Regions from separate parts of the Mus musculus genome. Here regions 1 and 2 are each linked to region 3. The links are chromatin loops, found by intact Hi-C in ENCODE. Cell type or tissue: heart. All regions are shown on one strand. Each heading gives the region's core, and the rest is flanking DNA. Links, peaks and the distances in the headings are about the cores only. Region 1 holds the start of Acot3 (acyl-CoA thioesterase 3). Region 2 has its middle 30 kb from the start of Mideas. Region 3 overlaps Heatr4 (HEAT repeat containing 4).

Evidence for each region. Peaks named below come from ENCODE experiments on the same cell type or tissue, not always from the same donor. Only the 100,000 strongest peaks of a DNase experiment are listed, where the experiment ranks them.
Region 1: it touches region 3 in a loop (4-fold over the local background); 25 of 42 quality-filtered maps call a loop at or near these places.
Region 2: a loop joins it to region 3, with 2.0 times the contacts of the local background. A loop is called at or near these places in 3 of 42 quality-filtered maps.

What each region holds. Positions count from the first base shown.
Region 1 is chr12:84,051,944-84,057,963 of GRCm38, reverse strand. Acot3 (acyl-CoA thioesterase 3) reads right to left here and starts at 5,820. Exons shown (of 4, transcript NM_001346701.1): 1 at 5,784-5,820; 2 at 4,023-4,491; 3 at 853-1,055. The coding sequence starts at 4,479. It overlaps Gm40474 (a long non-coding RNA gene), which reads left to right and starts at 4,187. Exons shown (of 3, transcript XR_872870.2): 1 at 4,187-4,468. In heart, for the core only: a CTCF peak has its summit at 3,657; no DNase peak of the experiment used is centred there; H3K4me3 peaks cover 1,217 bases; H3K27ac peaks cover 741 bases; H3K27me3 peaks cover 1,102 bases.
Region 2 is chr12:84,246,144-84,252,163 of GRCm38, reverse strand. No RefSeq gene overlaps it. Among named protein-coding and RNA genes, the nearest start is that of Mideas, 30 kb to the right of the region's middle. In heart, for the core only: no CTCF peak of the experiment used is centred there; a DNase peak (open chromatin) is centred at 2,763.
Region 3 is chr12:83,968,945-83,974,964 of GRCm38, reverse strand. Heatr4 (HEAT repeat containing 4) reads left to right here. Exons shown (of 17, transcript NM_001376939.1): 6 at 1,200-1,343; 7 at 5,068-5,229. Among named protein-coding and RNA genes, the nearest start is that of Heatr4, 13 kb to the left of the region's middle. In heart, for the core only: a CTCF peak has its summit at 2,774 (motif pointing left); no DNase peak of the experiment used is centred there.

The DNA of each region.
Region 1 (6,020 bases), core at 2,362-4,861, 82 kb before region 3:
GATGCCTTGCAGACATTGTGTCTCTGTGCTTTATAAAATCATAATCAGCCACCTATGAGTCAAAGCGGAATCAACAGAAGCCACCCGGGGGAGATTCTGGCTCACAGTTCATCTCGTCCCGTGTTTACTTTCTTCCTAGGATTTAAGTGGTAATGGGTCCTGAAATGTTTACAAAGTCATAACTGCTGGACTGATCTAGACCATTAACAGCAGGTAATGTTCGTCTTCAGAATGAGGCCCCCCCCTTATCTTGCTTGAGTGATTCCCCATCTCTGCTACTTTCGTGAACATGGAATCTTGCCATCACGTTTTCTCTAGCGCCCCCCCCCCTGCTGTGCCCCTGCTGTGTCTATGCTCACGTGTAGACATGACCTTGTCTTCTGGCCATGCTGCGTCTACATCCTCTAGTGTTTGCTGAATGGGTGTCTATAAGCTTCTCAGGAAATGCCAGGCATATTCTAACACCTCACAAGTATGAGTCCTTTACTGCTCGTAACAAAGCTGGAAGGTAGACATGACATCACGGACACAAGACCGTGACATGGCTAAGGAGATGAATGCCTATGACTCGTCTTTACTACCTCAGTGTGGGCGGGAAATGGACAATGCAGGAAGAAACTCTCTCTTCTCAGCAACCTGGGATGGTTGGTCACCCTATGAGCAATTCAAACTCCAAGGAATCAACCTTCCCATGGCCCCCTGAGATGATCCCAGGTAAGGAACCTTTGCTCTATAGATTTGGAAAGCACTAAATATTATTATAAACCTTCAAGTTAACTAGGTTACAGATCCAACTTTGGCTCGAGGCATTTAGGACTCCACAAGCTAAACCAAAATACTGTAACAGCCAACCTGAGGGTGACTGAGCAGGTAGGTCACAGCTTCCTCAAAGTACTCCAGGTGGATAATGTCCATGTCCTTAGGGAGGTCCTCGTAGTTGTTATAAGCCAGAGCCATGACGGCAAAGCCCTTCCCAGCCAGCAGACTCGCCCGATACTCCAGAAGGCCACTTCCAATTCCAAAAAGGTCTATGATTCCAGGAAAGGGTCCAGTTCCTTGGAAAGAAAGAAAGAAAGAAAAAAAAACCTACCACTCTCTTTCAGACTTAGTTTCCAAATGCCTTGGTATCTTATTCTTTAATGAAAGGGGGGCAGGAAGAAAGATGTGGAACATCCAAGTCTCTTTCTGTTTTTAAAAATACGCTTTGTTGGGTGGTGTATTCCTGGAGATCTAGGACCTTACCTTTCCTAAAACTGCCAGATGGGGGATCTGCCCTCCCTCGGTGGCCTAGACACAGTCCTGTGGGTGACCCAGGTGTTCTGAGGTCGGCAGCACAGGGTTAAATGTGGAGCAGCCCTGAGTGGCCAGCACCGGGACAGAGTGGCAAGGCACCATATGTTCTTGAACCAATGGCTCAGACTAAGTCTCTTTCCTATTTTGGCAACACAGCATCTTTTTTGGAACCTTGCATCTCAGAACTGGGTGGCTTGAGCGCCCAGGTTTTGTGATATCAAACCATCACTGGCCATCTTGGACTCCTCTGGAAAACAGATTCTCCTGCAAAGTCCACACTTTCTTTTTTTTGGGGGGGGGGAGGGGGTGTTCGAGACATGGTTTCTCTGTGTAGCCCTGGCTGTCCTGGAACTCACTCTGTAGACCAGGCTGGCCTCCAACTCAGAAATCCGCCTGCCTCTGCCTCCCAAATGCTGGGATTAAAGGCATGCGCCATCACTGCCGGACAAGTCCATACTTTCTGTGTCCAAGGCTTATCATTGTCAGTTGCCACCAACACCAACAAATGGCAGCTACATTTCTTCTACATTGGCTATAATCTCCTAGGATATTTTTTAATTGGTGTAAAATGCATTTATTTATTTAGAAACAGTGTCACATAGCCCAGGCTGGTCTCTATAACCTTGAACTTGACCCTCCTGCCTCTGCTTCCCCATTGCTGGGGTTGAAGGAAGGGGCTCCGGCATGCTAGAGAACCACGTGACTAACTAAGTTAAATGTAGCAGAGTGTTAACTTTGAAGACTCCAGATGGTTGCTTTTATTCCCAACTGGGTGATGTGCTTTGTATCCTGGGTCACACACCAAGGAATACATGGTAATTTACTGATCCTTGAAGTTGATGCCTTTCTTCTTTATATTACAGTGCTGTTAAATTCTGTAAAGCCCAGGAGCTAGGACTCTGTGTACCAATTACATGCCCAGGTTATGTATATTGTTTATAAATACAAAACTATTGATCTAAGAACACTGACATCTTACATTCCTGAATTTTTTTTTCACACACCAATATATCCTTCACACCAGCCCACCCTCCTCCACCACTACACTTGGATTCACCTCATTTTTGATGGTCTCAGAGCGTCTGGAAAGCTGGCTATAGATAGAAACACTTTATTCTCTCCTGGGCATCTGAGTTGTTTTCTTAGATACCACAAACACTCAGAATTTGAGCAAGAGAGTATCCTGGAGGTGGACCTGCTACATCAAAAGAACATTCTGGCAGCTTTTAAAAGTGAAGCTTTTGGAGTCGGGTGGTGGGGGCACGCTTTTAATCCCAGCTCTCAGGAGGCAGAGGCAGGCAGATCTCTGAGTTGGAGGCCAGCCTGGTCTACAGAGTGAGTTCCAGGACAGCCAGGGCTACACAGAGAAACCCTGTCTCGAAAAACAACAACCAAACAAACAAGTGAAGCCGGACCCAGGGGCTTGCATTGGTTCACTGAATACAATATGAAAGTCAGGGGATGATAGGAAAGGGACCCCAGGTCTCAGGGGCTGTGGGGCAGGGAGGAGAATGAGGACCGCCCAAAGGATTGTAAACTGCAATGAACAAGACAATGGTTTGTAAATGAAGCATTACAGGGTCCTTAGGAAAATCGACCTTTAAAAATAGTGGGTTTGGGGGGGGGGGTGTGGAGGTGGGTGTGGGTGGATAGATGCCTTAGTGGTTAAGAGCACTGGCAGCTCTTCCAGAGGACCTGAGTTCAATTTCCAGCAGCCACATGATGATAGCTCACAACCATATGTAATGATATCTGACTCCCTCTTCTGGTGTGTCTGAAGACAGCTACAGTGTACTTACATATAATAAAATAAATAAATAAATATTTTTTTTTTAAAAAGTGTTCTGATTGGGAGGCAAATTAGGCCTTTAGACTAAAAACTGAAAGGAAACACAGTTGCCTATGAGGCCTGTAATAATAACTTCCCACGGAAGAGAGACTTTTTATTATGGAAAACTTTGAGTTCTTGATTTCTTTGCTTGTTGCTATTTAAATATGTAAACAAGCAAACGCATTAAAGCATTTTAAAGTTTTTAACCAAAGAACCACAGTCTCGGTTTTCCACATCGCTTCCCTATCCTAGAGCTATATGACGGCAGACAAACTTGCAAAACTAAATTTTACCTATTCTATAAGTACTACTTTCTTAATCCTCAGACCCTCACTAAACTGCCATTTCTGTTGGCATTTTAAAGGGATATGAAACAGTTGACCAAATCCCCTGGAACAGCACTCTGAGATTCTCTGTACTTAAGTCTTTCTCAAAGCTGTGGCTCTTTTACCCTGGGAAAGAGTTACATCAAAATCACCTAAGAAACAAAACTCTCTGACAGGCCACACGCGCACTTTCAGATTCCAGATTCTGAGCGGTGGCGCCAAAGCCCTGCAAATCATAAAGTCACCCAGTGCTTGCGCTGACTTTGCCTGAAGGGCTGTTCTTGAGCAACAGATGTCAAACGCGAACCCCTGCACAACCACCCATAGGTCTTACTATCAGAGTGCAGATTTCTAGCTTACAGGGCTTTGGGGGAACTCGGATGCTCTAAGGTCCTAAACTCCTGCGGTGACCTTCATTCACTTCAGGACACGACTCACCTAGCCATGAACCCAAGTCCTTAAGGCTTTTCCAGGGAGCCCCCTGAAAAGTGTGGGAGACAGGGAAGAAGGGGCCCTTGCGCTGCACCCCTGAAGCATCCCGGGCTGCAAGCACAGGAGGGAAGGCTGCTCACCTGGGGGCAGGAAGAGCGTGGCGCGCACCCGGCCCTCGCGCACCGGCACGCGCCGAACCCCGGGGGCCATGAAGTGACGCTCGTGCACCGCCCGCGCCAGCCGCTGCCCGCCGTCGGGCTCGTGTCCGTCCAGCACCTCCAGCTCCACCACAAAGGGCGTCTGCACGTCGCGCTTGATCAGGCGCCAGAAAGGCCGATCGGGCTCCATGGCCCAGAGCAGCCCCATGGGCTCGAGCCCCGAGAAGCTGCCGCCCAGCGCGGGCGTGCGCGCCAGGTCCAGCTCGCCGTGGGAGTCCGCGCGGTAGCGCGCGTGGGCTCGGAAGAGCGCGCCCTTCTCGTCGCGCAGGACAGAGCGCAGCGTGACGGGCTGCTCCGGGGCCAGGCCGCGCACAGCGATGTGCACCGGCTGGTCACAAAGGCAACCACCCGCGGGCTCCAGGATCACAGTAGGTGCCATCCGGTTCGGGTTCTGGGTGGTAAATGCGTGCATTGGTTCTGATTGTGGCTCTGGCTTTGTGGCTTTTAGGCCTCCCTGGACTTGCTGTTACAGCTTAAAGTGTTCCTGGTTCTCTTAGAGAGAGCCTCTGTGATAAGCCCGTTAGCGTTTGTTAAGTACGGGAGATGCATAATGATTAATCTTGTCTTACAACTTGGTACGTGTTGAAATCGTGTTTAAAAAGAAAGATTGGGAAAGATACCGCTACAAAAGTCTGGATTGTGCCAAAGCATATCAGGGAACTGTCATTCTACTGATCCATGCCAAACAAGCCCTTATTCCCTTACTCTCCTTACGCCCCTTCCAAGCCTCTTTCTAGTCTTTGTGGAACCTGGAGCCACTTCTGCTGAAACCAGACTGATTCTGCTCCTTAATTACATTCCAGGTAGCGGTGCCGGTGGTGGTGGTTGTTTTGAGATAAGGTTTCCTCACTCTCAAGTTGACCTTGAATTTTCTATGTAGCTAAGGATGGCCTGAATTTCCTGCCCCCACCTTCCAAATGTTGGGAATCAGGGCCTGCCTGCACCACCAGCTCTGCGCTCGTCCGGTTCCTTGTCAAGATGTGTAACCATTTGTCCTTAACTGAAAAGGTTTCCTAGAATGAGTCAATGGGCAGGGAGTTGGTGTTTTCCAGCTCAGCTGAGAGAGAAAGTTCAAGCAAACTGGGTTTTTTGGAAAGGTTTCGTAAATAGACGTGTTACAAAAGCAAGGGCAACTGCTCTGTAGAAAGAGAGAGCAGGCATGTTAGAGTTGGGAATAGAGGGAGAAAAGGGCTTGCAGCTGGGCGAGAGACAGCTAAGTTGGGTCAGGGTTGGCAGGTAGACAGGCTTCTCCGAAGCTCCTTCCCCAAGAAAGACAAACAAGGCCTTGTGGCTCATTAACAGAGTCTTGCTTCTAATGGAGCTAATTGTAGCTGACTAAGTTTTAAGGGTGGCTTCTAAAAAAAAAAAAAAAAGAAAGAAAGAAACAAACCAAAAAACCCCAAAAAACAAAAACCCAAAACCAAAAAAAACATGACCTAATCCTATTCCAGACTGCACCTACTATAAGCTAAATATGAGGTAACCAAGAAAAACCACAGCTATGTCTTGGTAGCTGTGATAACTGTTAACTCTCCATAGACAGAAAAGGAAAAAGGCCCGTGGTCACGCTAGAGCTAATGACATAAGGCAGAACCAAAGAGAGGATAAATAACATGACTAGCCGACCCCAGAAAGCTCCAAGACTAGCCAGACCGTGCAAGGTTGGAGTAGTGCAACACTTACCAGCAGACAGACAAGGTCAAGAGCTAATAACGGCAGAAGTCAGAGATGGACAGAGAAGGGCTTCAACCAGCCCTAACCAGGCAAGCATAAACAGCTTTTGAGCTCCCTGATTGGACCAGGTGACTGTGCATAGACTATGTGCCTTCCAATGTTCAACTTTCCCATACTCAGATAATCTACCTCAGTGTTGGTCCACTGTCTGTGTTGAGTCCTATAAGAAGTCCCTAGATAAGCTCA
Region 2 (6,020 bases), core at 1,772-4,271, 280 kb before region 3:
AGATCTCTGTGAGTTCAAGGCCAGTCTGGTCTATATAGTGAAACCTTGTCTCAAAATAAATTGAGGAGAGAGAGAGAGAGAGAGAGAGAGAGAGAGAGAGAGAGAGAGAGAGAACAAAAGTTAGATATGTTCAGTTGGTTAACCCAGTGTGGATAAGTATTTGATAAAAGAAAATTGACAACAGTAAAGTACTTATATAATACTGGGAAAACGGAAGCAGTCCTGGAAATGACACAAGCAAGTAGTGGCTGGAGAGGTGGCCCGATGGTTAAGAGCACCCACTGTTCCTACAGAGGACCTGGGCTCAGTTCCCAGCACCCACATCAGGTGCTTCAACCACTGGTAACTTCAACTCCAGAAGCTCTGATGCCCTCTTCTGGCCTCTGTATGTGGTGCACATGCATACATTCAGGCCCACATACATACATCTACACATAAAGTAATTATTTTTAAAAAAATAAATAAATAAACAAACAAACAAGAAGTATCTTGCATGGACGAATAGTGACTTGCAGTATAGACAGAGAAGCTGAGAAATATGGCTGCTGCTGTCTGAATAGCATTCACGCCTGTGCAGACCTGCACACAATTCAATCTCTGTAATGTGGTATTATGAAGGGGAAATTTCATCTCACTCTAGTGTGGTGGTGTTTGGGATTACACAGAGCCATGGAGCCGAGGGCCTATGAGTGAATGCTGATGGCCACCTAAGGAGAAAGAGAGACACAGAGAGAGAGAGAGAGAGAGAGAGAGAGAGAGAGAGAGAAAGAGAGACAGACAGACAGACAGACAGACAGAGACAGAGAGAGAGAGAGCCTCACACAGGCACGTGCTCCCTGTCCCTTGCTCTGTGAGGACCTCTGTCTCAAGGCTCATAGCAGAGTTCTGACGGCAAAAATGCCCATCACCTGATCCAGCCCTTCAATCTTAAACCAGAACCCTGAGCCAAATAAGGCTTCCTTTAGAAACTTAATCTGTGGTGTAGCAGGAGTAGCTAAGCCTGCAGTGGAAAACCATAATTAGTGGGAGAAAGGAAGGGAGGGAGGGAGAGAGAGAGAAAATAACATTATAACCTTAAGGGAGAAAAGTCTTTCAAGATTTTAAAAATTAAGTTCATTTGCTTGTTTGTTTATTCAGTCAGCCAGTCATTGGCAAGAGCACACACAGCAGACAGAGGACAGCTCACAGGGTCTCTCTCTCTCTCTCTCTCTCTCCCTCTCTCTCTCTCTCTCTCTCTCTCACACACACACACACACACACACACACACACACACACACACACACACACACATCAGGCTATAGCCTGTTTCACGTAGCCCAGGGTAGCCTGAACTTGCTTATGGCTGAGAGTGACCTTGAACTCCTGGCCCTTCTGTTTCCTCCTTCCAAGGGCTGGAATCATAGGCATGCGCCACCACACCTGACTTGAGGGGAAGTCTCTTAAAGTATAAAATGTAAAAAGGACAAAATAAATATTATTACTGATTACATAGTAAAAAAAAAAAAATCGATAAGAGCATCAACACCGCATTTTAGAAAAGCCAGAACACAGAAACAGCAAGCAGGCCCATCAGGGAGGAAATGGTGCATATGACCCACTTCTACCATGAACAGACAGTTTTTAAAAGCATAAAGGAATCAGTGGGGTAGCTCAGTGGATTGAAGCACTTGCTTCAAAGCTCAACCACCTAAGTTTTATCCCCAGGACCTACATGGTGGAAGAAGAAAGCTAGGTCCCACAAATTGCTCTCTGCTCTCCATACATGTGCCATGGCACCCCTAAAACACAAAATGAGTAAGAACACAGAATGAAGAAGAAATAGGAGGAGGAAGAGGAGGAGCAGGAAGAAGAAGAGGCAGAAGAGAGAGGGGCAGCAACATGGCTCAGTTCAAGCCTGAGTTCTATCTCCAGAGCTCTCATGAAGGCAGGAGAAAGCCAGTTGTACAAGGTTGCCTATGCCCTCCAGATTTACACACGTGCACACACACACATGCATACATGCACACACATGCACACACACACACACACACAAAAGTACAGGAATTGGTTAATATGAATGACTTGGGTTTTACAGTTTATAAGAATGTGTAAAGGGGCTGGAGAGATGGCTCCGTGGTTAAGAGTGTTTGCTCAGCCAGACAGTGGTGGTCCATGCCGTTAGTCTCAGCACTGGGGAGGCAGCGGCAGGTGAGTTCGAGACTAGCCTGGTCTATAGACTGAGTTCCAGGACAGGCAAGGCTATGCAGTGTGTGTGTGTGTGTGTGTGTGTGTGTGTGTGTGTGTGTGTGTGTGTGTGTGTGTGTGTGTTGAAAATGTAAAGGACATTGAACAGAAAACAATAATAGAAAAACAGGCAAGCATAGACAGACAAAAGCTCCCCAAATATAAGGAAGTAATTTGTGGGGTCTTTCAGGGGCTTTCCAGGGCATCAAAGGATTTTTAAAAAGTCAAAACAAGCCAATGCAATACAATGTAGAGATGTGAGTGGGGAGCTCTAAAAGAATCAACATTTTCTACCATCTCTCGATATATGTAAATACCTACACGAAGTCTGACTAAATTTCTCAAGATATGTATTTTTAAAAATGGGTAGGGATCAAGATTATTTGCTTCGTGGCATGTGCTTCCAGAACAGTTCTAAGCAATGAGGCCTATTTTTCCAAATGGGTTCTCAAATATCTCTCCTGGGTCCCTAGCCTTAAAGAACCATGTGGCCAGAGCCTGCAGTTTCTCCACTTTTCCAGAAGGGGGCAGAGGCACCATGAGTGGTCCACTTGGGCAAAGCGCCCCATGCCCTGAAATTGTAGGGCTGGACTCCACCTGCAGGACCCGTGAAGCTTGCCTGCTTTGCCTCCATTTAGAGACTGCTTATTTTTAAAGTTACTCTGCAAAGCACAGATTCAAGTGTTTGCCTTTGGATGCTTGTTCTAAAAATTCTGAACATACATTTGAATTTAGGATAAGGACTTGTTGCAGTAAAATAATGCTCACTACAATTTTATTAAAGCATATAATAGAACAACATGGTATTATTAAAGCATATAATAGAAAAACACAGTATTATTACCCAAAGAAAAAGCAAATGTGGCCAGCACCCATCATTCCAGCACTCAGGAGCTCAAGAAGCAGGACACCAGTCTGGGCTAGGTAGTTCAACCTTGTCTGCAAAGAAGAAGAAGAAGAGGAGGAAGAGGAGGAAGAGGAGGAGGAGGAGGAAGAGGAAGAGGAAGAGGAAGAAGAAGAAGAGGAAGAGGAAGAGGAAGAGGAAGAGGAAAAGGAAAAGGAAAAGGAAAAAGATGAAAAAGAAAAAGAAAAGGAAAAAGAAAAAGAAAATCAAAAAGGAAAGGAAAAGGAAAAAGAAAAAGAAAAAAATCTGTAAGAGTGAATGAGTCGCCCTTGAGTTGTATGTGTTATGAGAGACTAGATTTGGTATGGCTAGGATTTAGCTCATTTCCCCCCAGGGAGGTAAATTATCTCATTGAGGAAATCTGTAAATTTAGCCCTTGTTAACTACATTCTTTTGTGGTTTGGTTCAAGAAGCATAAATTGTTGGCCCATAATTCCAGCACTTTAAAGAATGAGGCAGGGAGACCATCGTTTTGAGGCTATCCTGGGCTACACATTGAGGACTAGTTTTCAAAAAAGAATGTAAGTTATGACTTTGTATGAAAAGATACATCAGACTTAAATTATCATTCTTTGGGTCCCATTCTTCCAGGGGTGCCTAATCTATATTCCAGAAAACTTAATCATACAAAAAAGCAGGTTTGATTATTGAATTTGCTGACTCTTTTGAGAAAGGGTCAAAGAAACAGAAAGCTGAGGTTTGAAGAGTTGAACCATACAAAAACAAAGTCTTAGGAACGGAAAATGATGGTGCCAGTCAGGAGGTGGTGGTGCACACCTTTAATCCCAGCACTGGAGAGGCAGAGGCAGACAGGTCTCTGGGTTTGAGGCCAGCCCAGTCTCCAGGGCAAGCTCCAGGACAGCCAGGGCTACACAGAGAAACCCTGTTTCAAAAACAAAGCAACAGGGGCTGCAGAGATGGCTCACCAGTTAAGAGCACTGACTGTTCTTCCAGAGGTCTTGAGTTCAAATCCCAGCAACCACGCGGTAGCCCATAACCATCTGTAATGGGATTTGATACCCTCTTCTGGTGTGTCTGACAGTGTACTCATATAAATAAAAATAAATATATCTTTTAAAAAAACCCAAAGCAACAACTAAAAAAACAAAAACAAAAACAAATATTACCATCAACTTTAAAGACATAAGGAAGAAGTCCAGACACAAAGCTCGTGTCAGATGATGCAAAACTGAATTAACCAAAACCGCAGAAAAGGAGCCGTAGACACAGAAGGGTGGTCAGGCCTGTGGGAGCTGATGGCTCACCAAGTGGCAAGGCCTTGCCTGAGGGTTCTGCATCTGTGTTCCTTCTTCCTCAGGACTGAGGTCAGAGGAGACTGTCCAGCTTCACACCACCTCCAAAGTCAACATCTGCAGGCCTGCCTGTTATGGTCTGGGCACAGCCTGACTGGAGCCTGGGATGTGCCTTTTATTACATAGGTATTTGATTTTGACACAATGGATGTCAAAGGTTATTGACATTCTGAGTATCTTTCACAAAACTAAGTGTGAGTAACTCTTGTGGCTGGGGACAGTAGCTCTATGTGGTCCAATACTTACCTACGTAAGGCCCTATGTTCAGTGTCCAGCACCTATAAACATAAAAGACATGATGGGGGGCGCTCAGCAGGTAAAGGTGCTTGCCACCAAGGCTGATAATCAGCTGAGCTCTGTACCTGGGGACCCACATAGTGGAAGAGAACTGCAAGCTGTACTCTGACCTCCATACCGGTGCAGGGGCACTTCTGCACCCCTCCTCAGCAAAATGAATAATAAATGTAACTTAAAAAATTAAAAATTAAAGAGTTCAATTCCCAGCTCCTGTCAGCGTACAACTGCCTGTGACTCTACCTGCACCGGAGATCCCACCTCTAGCTTCTCGGGGTACCTACACTCTCTTGTGTATGCCCACAGTGTCCCTAGAGGTCAGAAGGACCCTGAAGCCCTGGGACTGGAGTTACAGAAGATGGTGAGCACAATATGGGTGCTAAAACATCAGACCCGGAGTCCCTGAAAGAACAGCTGTGCTCTTAACTACTGAGACATCTCCCCAGCCCCAAGCCTTTAGCTCTTCTAAAACCGTCATATTTTACAAGTCCAATGTTTTTAACTGTCTCTCAAAAATATTAAATAAATAAGCCAGGAAGGACTAAAATAAGTACACGATTGAAGGGTGTTCAATCACTGGCTGAGCCCCTCTTTCTCATGGCAGTTCTTAGATCTCTGAGAATTTTCCTGGGTGGGGTGATCAGTCGTGGCTAGCTGGCCAAGTTCCGAGGGAGGAGCAAGGGACAATCAGGAGGTTTAAACAATGCCCAGGAGGGAGTTACTGCTCTCTGGGAAATCCAGGCAGGTGACAACCCAGGAAACAGAGGCAACTGAAATTGAACCAAAGGGATGGGCAGGAGGGTGGGAGCTGAGAGCACCCCTGAGTAAAGGGATTAGCAGTTTTGAGGGAACTAGTATGTTTTTATGAGCTCTCCCTGGCCAGGTGTGGGCAGGGGGAAAGGTCTTGAGAGCTTTGGAAATCGAGAGCTTTGGAAATTGTGGTTTGCTTGCTTGCTTGCTTGCTTTCTCTCTCTTCCTCCATCCCCCTCCCTGCCTACCTTCTTCTTCTCCCCTCCCCTCCTTCATCTCTCCTCCCTCTCTCTTTCCTCCTTTGCTCCTTTCCCAACTTCATATTCTCTTTCTTCCTTTTTCTCATCCCTCACATTTTTTTTTTTCCTTTGTGGAGACAAAGTCTCTTCAACATAGCCCCAGGCTGTCCTGGAACTCACTCTGTAGACCAGGCTGTAGATCCTCCCACCTGCCTCTGCCTCCCGAGCGCTGGGATTAAAGGCGTGCACCACCCTGCTCTGCTCCACTCCTCATTTTCTTTAAAGACAAAATCTCA
Region 3 (6,020 bases), core at 1,779-4,278:
CCCAGTCTGGAAAACTCCAGCCCTCGCATGTAAAATGCAAAAGGCTGGTTGTCTGGCTAGGGGTCTGGATAAGAACCTTTCACTCTGCAGGTGCGAGGTGAACATTATTTTCATCTACACTGGGCTCGTTTTTACACGGGGAGGTGTGTGAGGGAGCTTCAGTCATGTGTGAGAACTTACTCGGCCACAGGCTTTCTGATCAGAGAAACAGGACACCAGGCTCTTTGGCAGGAAACAGTTCATTGTGTACTAGCACTGTCTCTGCAGGATTTTCCTCAAAGGCAAAACCACAGAAATCCAGGAACAGAGCTTTTTATACTTTTTTTTTTTTTGGCTTATTTGTCTCCCATATAAGGTGACTTACCTTCTGTAAGAATGAGTACTTTAGATTACTGGACACTGAGACTAAAAAAAAAGCTGAGGTGGAAAGAGAGGAGAAGGAAGGAGAAGAGGGAGATGTGGTGGATTTACACTACTTATGAACACTGAACAGGCCACGTGGCTGTTTCCTGGTTTTCTTCTCTTTGGCTCTTGGGGTCCCCTACCACAATCACTCTGAGAAAACTTCACAGGCAGAAACCCTGTCTTACCATGTCTGAGACATGCTGGATAAACGATCCAGGACAGGAGACCTGTCCTGGGTACAGCCCCCAGCATTAGATATGAGGCTGTCAAAAGAAACTGCACCCGACTGTAGAACAAACTCAGTTGTGCAAATGGGGTTAGCATGGATCTGTTGTCCTTCAAAGAGCATTAAGTAGAAGGCTGAATGCCTCTACCAACTGAGCACCTCAACCATCACCCTGTTTGTTTTGTTTTTGAGATGGGCGACTATGGAACCTAGACTGGTCTTGAACTCATGAGTTTATGACCTTCCTGTTTTAGCCTGATGGACACTAAGTAACTGTGTGCCACCATAACCAGTCAAACACTGTATTTTATTCCCATTTACCTTCCAAGAAAAGTTACTTAGGTACAGAGCAATCGTACATAAGATGAGACTGGGCGGAACTACCCAAGAAGTGTATGAATCACCACAAAAATAACTTGCCGAAAGAGTCCATCTGTGAATTCACTATTCTGAGCTAAAGTGTTCCTTGCAATGCCCTAGGGAAAGGGACTTCTTGTCTTCCCATTTATTGTGTAACATGTAACCCTAACTAGGTGGTTCTCTTTCATATTTTCTTCCTATGACATAGTTATTGAATGGTATCACGAGACAGTGGAGAACCTACTACGGGGCATACAAAGCATGTACGATGACATTAGGGTCCAGGCCATCATCACGTGTGCTACCGCAGCTTTAGAAAGGCCCCGGATTGCCACCACACCGGAGAACTCAGGTGAGAGCCAGACTGAGCTGCTTGGCTGCTTGGGACCATCTGATCTGAAGGAGGCCTTAGAGATAACCTGAGCTCATTTTCCAAATGTAGAAACCACGGCCTAGAGTCTGCCTGCACAGCTCATCTCAAGAGCCGAGACTGTGGCTGCTGGATCTAGTTCAGTGTTGGGCTCCAGGCCTCTGGAGCTGAGCATACTCTCTACTCCAAGGGCTTTCTGTAATACATGCAGCCCTTATGTTTGCTCAGTGGCTTGCAATAAAGTCTATGTTTTCCCACCTTGACATTTCCTAACAGAAAGAAAGAAAGAAAAAAAAAAACCTAATGGCCTGTGGACTGGTAAGATGGCTCAGTGGTTATGGCCATGGGCTGTTCTTACAGAGGTTCTGTTCCCAGCACCCACATGGCAGCTTACAATGTCTGTACTCCTGTTCCAGGGCATCTGGATCTGATAACCTCTTCTGGCCTCTATTGGTACCAGGCACACATGTGCTACATGTACATACATTCAAACAAAATACTCATACAGAAAAAGACAAGGATGGAGGGTGTAACTCAGGTGTAGAGTGCCAGCCTGGCATGCACAAAGCCCTAGGTTTAAGCCTCAGCAAAGAAAAGTAGGAAGGGGGCTGGTGAGATGGTTAAGAGCACTGACTGTTCTTCAGAAGGCCCCGAGTTCAAATCCCAGCAACCACATGGTGGCTCACAACCATCTGTAACAAGATCTGACGCCCTCTTCTGGAGTGTCTGAAGACAGCTACAGTGTACTTACATATAATAAAATAAATAAATCTTTAAAAAAGAGAGAGAGAGAAAAGAAAAGTAGGAAGGGGAAAGAAAAAATACATAAATGGATTTGATAGATTTTAATCTTAAAAATGAATTAAGAATTTTTCCATTTTTGCAGTTTGTAATCTTTTAGGGAAAATAATGTTGATATCACTTCTCCTTATTGGCAATAACAGGTATGAAAACCTCCCCTCTACTATAGTCAAAATTGCAACCTACCAAAGATGATTACACAATACAGGTTCCTGGTGATGAAATGTTAGAAACCCATCCACTCCTCTGTATCGAATGTGCCTTCTCAGAGTCATTAGCTAGAAACCTGGGCCAGCTTGCTCCTTCTCTGAGCGAAGACATCCCAAGCTCAGCCTCTCCTCACCCGTGGTTGGACAGTGACTGCCTGCTTCCACTTCTGCTATCCCTACCTACAGTGAGGGGCTGGGACTGGCTGTACCTCTTCCAACTTGTCAGCTTTTAAAGGTTCCTCCACTTTCTTCCTGTTTATGGACTTGGAGCCATGGGCATTCCCCAGATGTCACTGTTTGATTGATGGCCAGCCCTAAGCCACACACCTGCATGTGTCCTCCAGCAAGCACTCTACCAACACATCTGCATCTTCCAGGTTTTCAAGTTTGCAGCTCCCTCTACTGGAAAAGTTTGTCCTCACCCAACAACCCTTAGGTCTACAGCAGAGACACCAATTTCTCTGAGAAGCTTGCTAGAAGTTTCTACACATAATTTCTTATTTTTTCTTGTTTCTTTGGGTAATGGATATTACCCAAAGCTGCATACAGTCTGTGGCACTTGGCAGGGATGTGTTCTGAGCGATGTATCACCATACAGTCTCATCCCTGTGCAGACACAGTAAGAAGTATTTACATGAGACAGCTGCAGTGTCACTAGACACATCTTATGGGACTGCTATGGTATGTGTGATCTGTCGTGGACCGAGACATCATGTGGCACGTGAATGGACATACAAGAGCACCTTTATCCTCACAACTGTTATCACAGTTAGATTACACAGGGCCTGCGTGTGTATCTTTCAATCCTATTACTAACTCAACGAAAATAACTTTATTTTTTTTAAATACTCAATAGACTTTTTAAAAAGATTTATTTATTTATTTTACGTATATGAGTACACTGTAGCTGTACAGATGGCTGTAAGCCATCATGTGGTTGCTAGAAATTGAACTATGGACCTCTGCTCACTCTGGCCCAAAGATTTATTTATTGTTATATGTAAGTCTTCAGACACACCAGAAGAGGGCATCAGATCTCATTACAGATGGTTGTGAGCCACCATGTGGTTGCTGGGATTTGAACTCAGGGCCTTCAGAAGAGCAGTAAGTGCTCTTAACTGATGAACCATCTCTCCAGCCCCAGAATGTGTGCATCATATATTTACATGAAATGTTAGACTGTATGTATACACACACATGTAATCTCCAAAAGGTAATTTCATACAATATTTAAACTGGGTCTCCATTTTTATTGAACCTGTCACATGAGGATAGATGTGGAGATCCCACCTGTTGGGGGGTCATGTCTGTATTTGGAATATTTCAGATTTTGGATTCAGAGATCAAGGGTCTTCAACTAGCAGTCTGCATACGGGCCTACAACCTAAGTGGAAAAGGCAGATGGACAGAATGTGGATGCATATGCCTATATACTAGCCCTTGGGAGGGAGAGGCAGCAAGGTCAGGAGTTAGCTCGGGCTTTGGAGACCCTTAAAAACAAAACAAAGAAAGAAAGAAAAGTATAAAACCACTCAGAGCTCTGCTGTTTCTTGGGAAGATACTTGTGGGCAAAGAGGTGACAAGCCTTTCTCCTTCAGCATAAGAATTTAGACTTCAGTTCAGTGCCCGTCTCTTCTCTAAGCGTCTGTTGTTTTCACCGTTAGTGCTGGAGACTTAATCCAACACGTCGTGCCTTCAAAGCAAATGCTCTACAACTGAGACAAAATGCTTTTCTATGTTTATAGGCCAAATTGTTATGATAAAAACAAGCCCCAACTGATAAATCCCACCACAGCTGGACAAAACTATAAATGAAACTTAAGATACCTGACCAATACCATCCTTTGGGCCTCCTCAGATGCCCTACTACATGCATGCCCTCCCCCCCAGACCCTAACTTGTACCAATGGAGTTGCTAAAGAGCTATTATACTTGTGGAGCATAAATTCGTCCAGAGTGAACACTATGGAATTCTCCACAGCTTCGTGGACCCCAGGCAGGCCTGGAGGGATGGCTAAATGGTTAAGGCCACTAGCTGTTCTTCCAGGGGACCTAGGCTTGATTCCCAACACCCACATGGCAGAGGATCCAAAGCCCTTTCTGGAGACTACAGGCACTACATGTATGTGGTGTGTAGATATACATGCAGGCAAAACACCTATAATAAAAGATAAGGAAAAAAATTCCCAAGTTTAAAAAAAAAGAAGGCCCCAGATGAAAGGAATGCCTGGCATTGCTGCCCTGACAAGGGTGAGCTCCTCCCATCCTTCTCAGCACAATGCTTATGGCAAGAATCAGTGTACAGTTAAAGCGAAAAGACCCCCTGTTGGATTCTGCAGTGATATCTACCTGGGCACAAATTCAACCTGAGTTGAAATACTGAATTGGACGATGTGAAGTGGCAAAGCATAAGTATAATTGCTATGATGGGGTAAATGGGCTGGTGTTGTTACTAAGATGAATGATGGAGGTTACTGTAACTAGCTGGAAATATGTTTTGGCTTCGGTACTAGAGACAAGATGATAAAAGACTGAAAACTGGTGTATCAGCACGAGTGTCCCTTGGGCATAAAATCCTGCCCACTGGAGGCAGCCATCTGACCTGTGATTTAGAAAGCCTTAGATGTAAGGCCGACCTTGGTCAGGAAGCTGTCTGAGAGAAAAGCAAAGGACTGGAGCCATCTTTTTGATTGCAGAGCCAATCATTGTGGATTTGCCAGAGGTCCTCCTGCCTGTTCTAGAGGATGCTCTTTCTCACAGAAATCCCAACGTGAGGATGGCGGCCGCAGTATGCCAGTATTGCATACAATCGCATAATCCCACTGCCCGAGACATCATGCAGACAGCCCTCATAAAGGGTGAGTAACAGCCACCTGTGACCTGGGATGTGGGACAGAGGTGACCTCACCGACAGTTCTCTGTCTTCTTCTCACTGGAATGCTGGGATGTCTGCTATTTTGCCTTTGAGTCTCTGTTAGGCACATGAAGATTTAGTTCTTCCTAGGTACTTTTACAACACTGGTGCCATGAACTGGTACCTGGTGTAAGCTTTCACGGATGCAGTCTATAAACCATGTCCTAAAATGGATGAAAGCGGAGATAGTATCTTAACTAAAATAAAAATAAGCTACAACTAAAAGACAAGACCCCACCCCCACCCTCACCCCCACCCCATGTTTCTATGTGGAAACTATAATTAAAAGATCAACCTGGAGGTGAGGAGAGATTACTAGAGGTTAGTGGTGGAAGGCAGAAAGTGGATAAAGGCAGTGGGTTTGATCGATGCAGTGCTGCACACATGCATTGAAATAGCCCCCTCACCCTGTTAATACTACAGTTAATGCATGACTAGCCAATGATTTAAGGCCTAGGTGTCTAGTCCAATGGTAGTATGATTGCCCAACACATCAAGACCTTGATTGGATTGTACCAAGAAAGACAAATATAACATACAATGGCCTCCTATATAGCATTTTACTATTGAAGATGACATAACAAAAGCTAAGTTCATTTTGTAAGGTTCGGTTTTTAAGTCACCCCTGCATGTCATGCTTCGGACTTCTGCACGGTGGCCTCCAGGCCTCACCATGCTGGGGTTAACAGCTGTCAGGTGAGAGGTCACTGACCTCTCTGGATAAGCTAGCTGTTC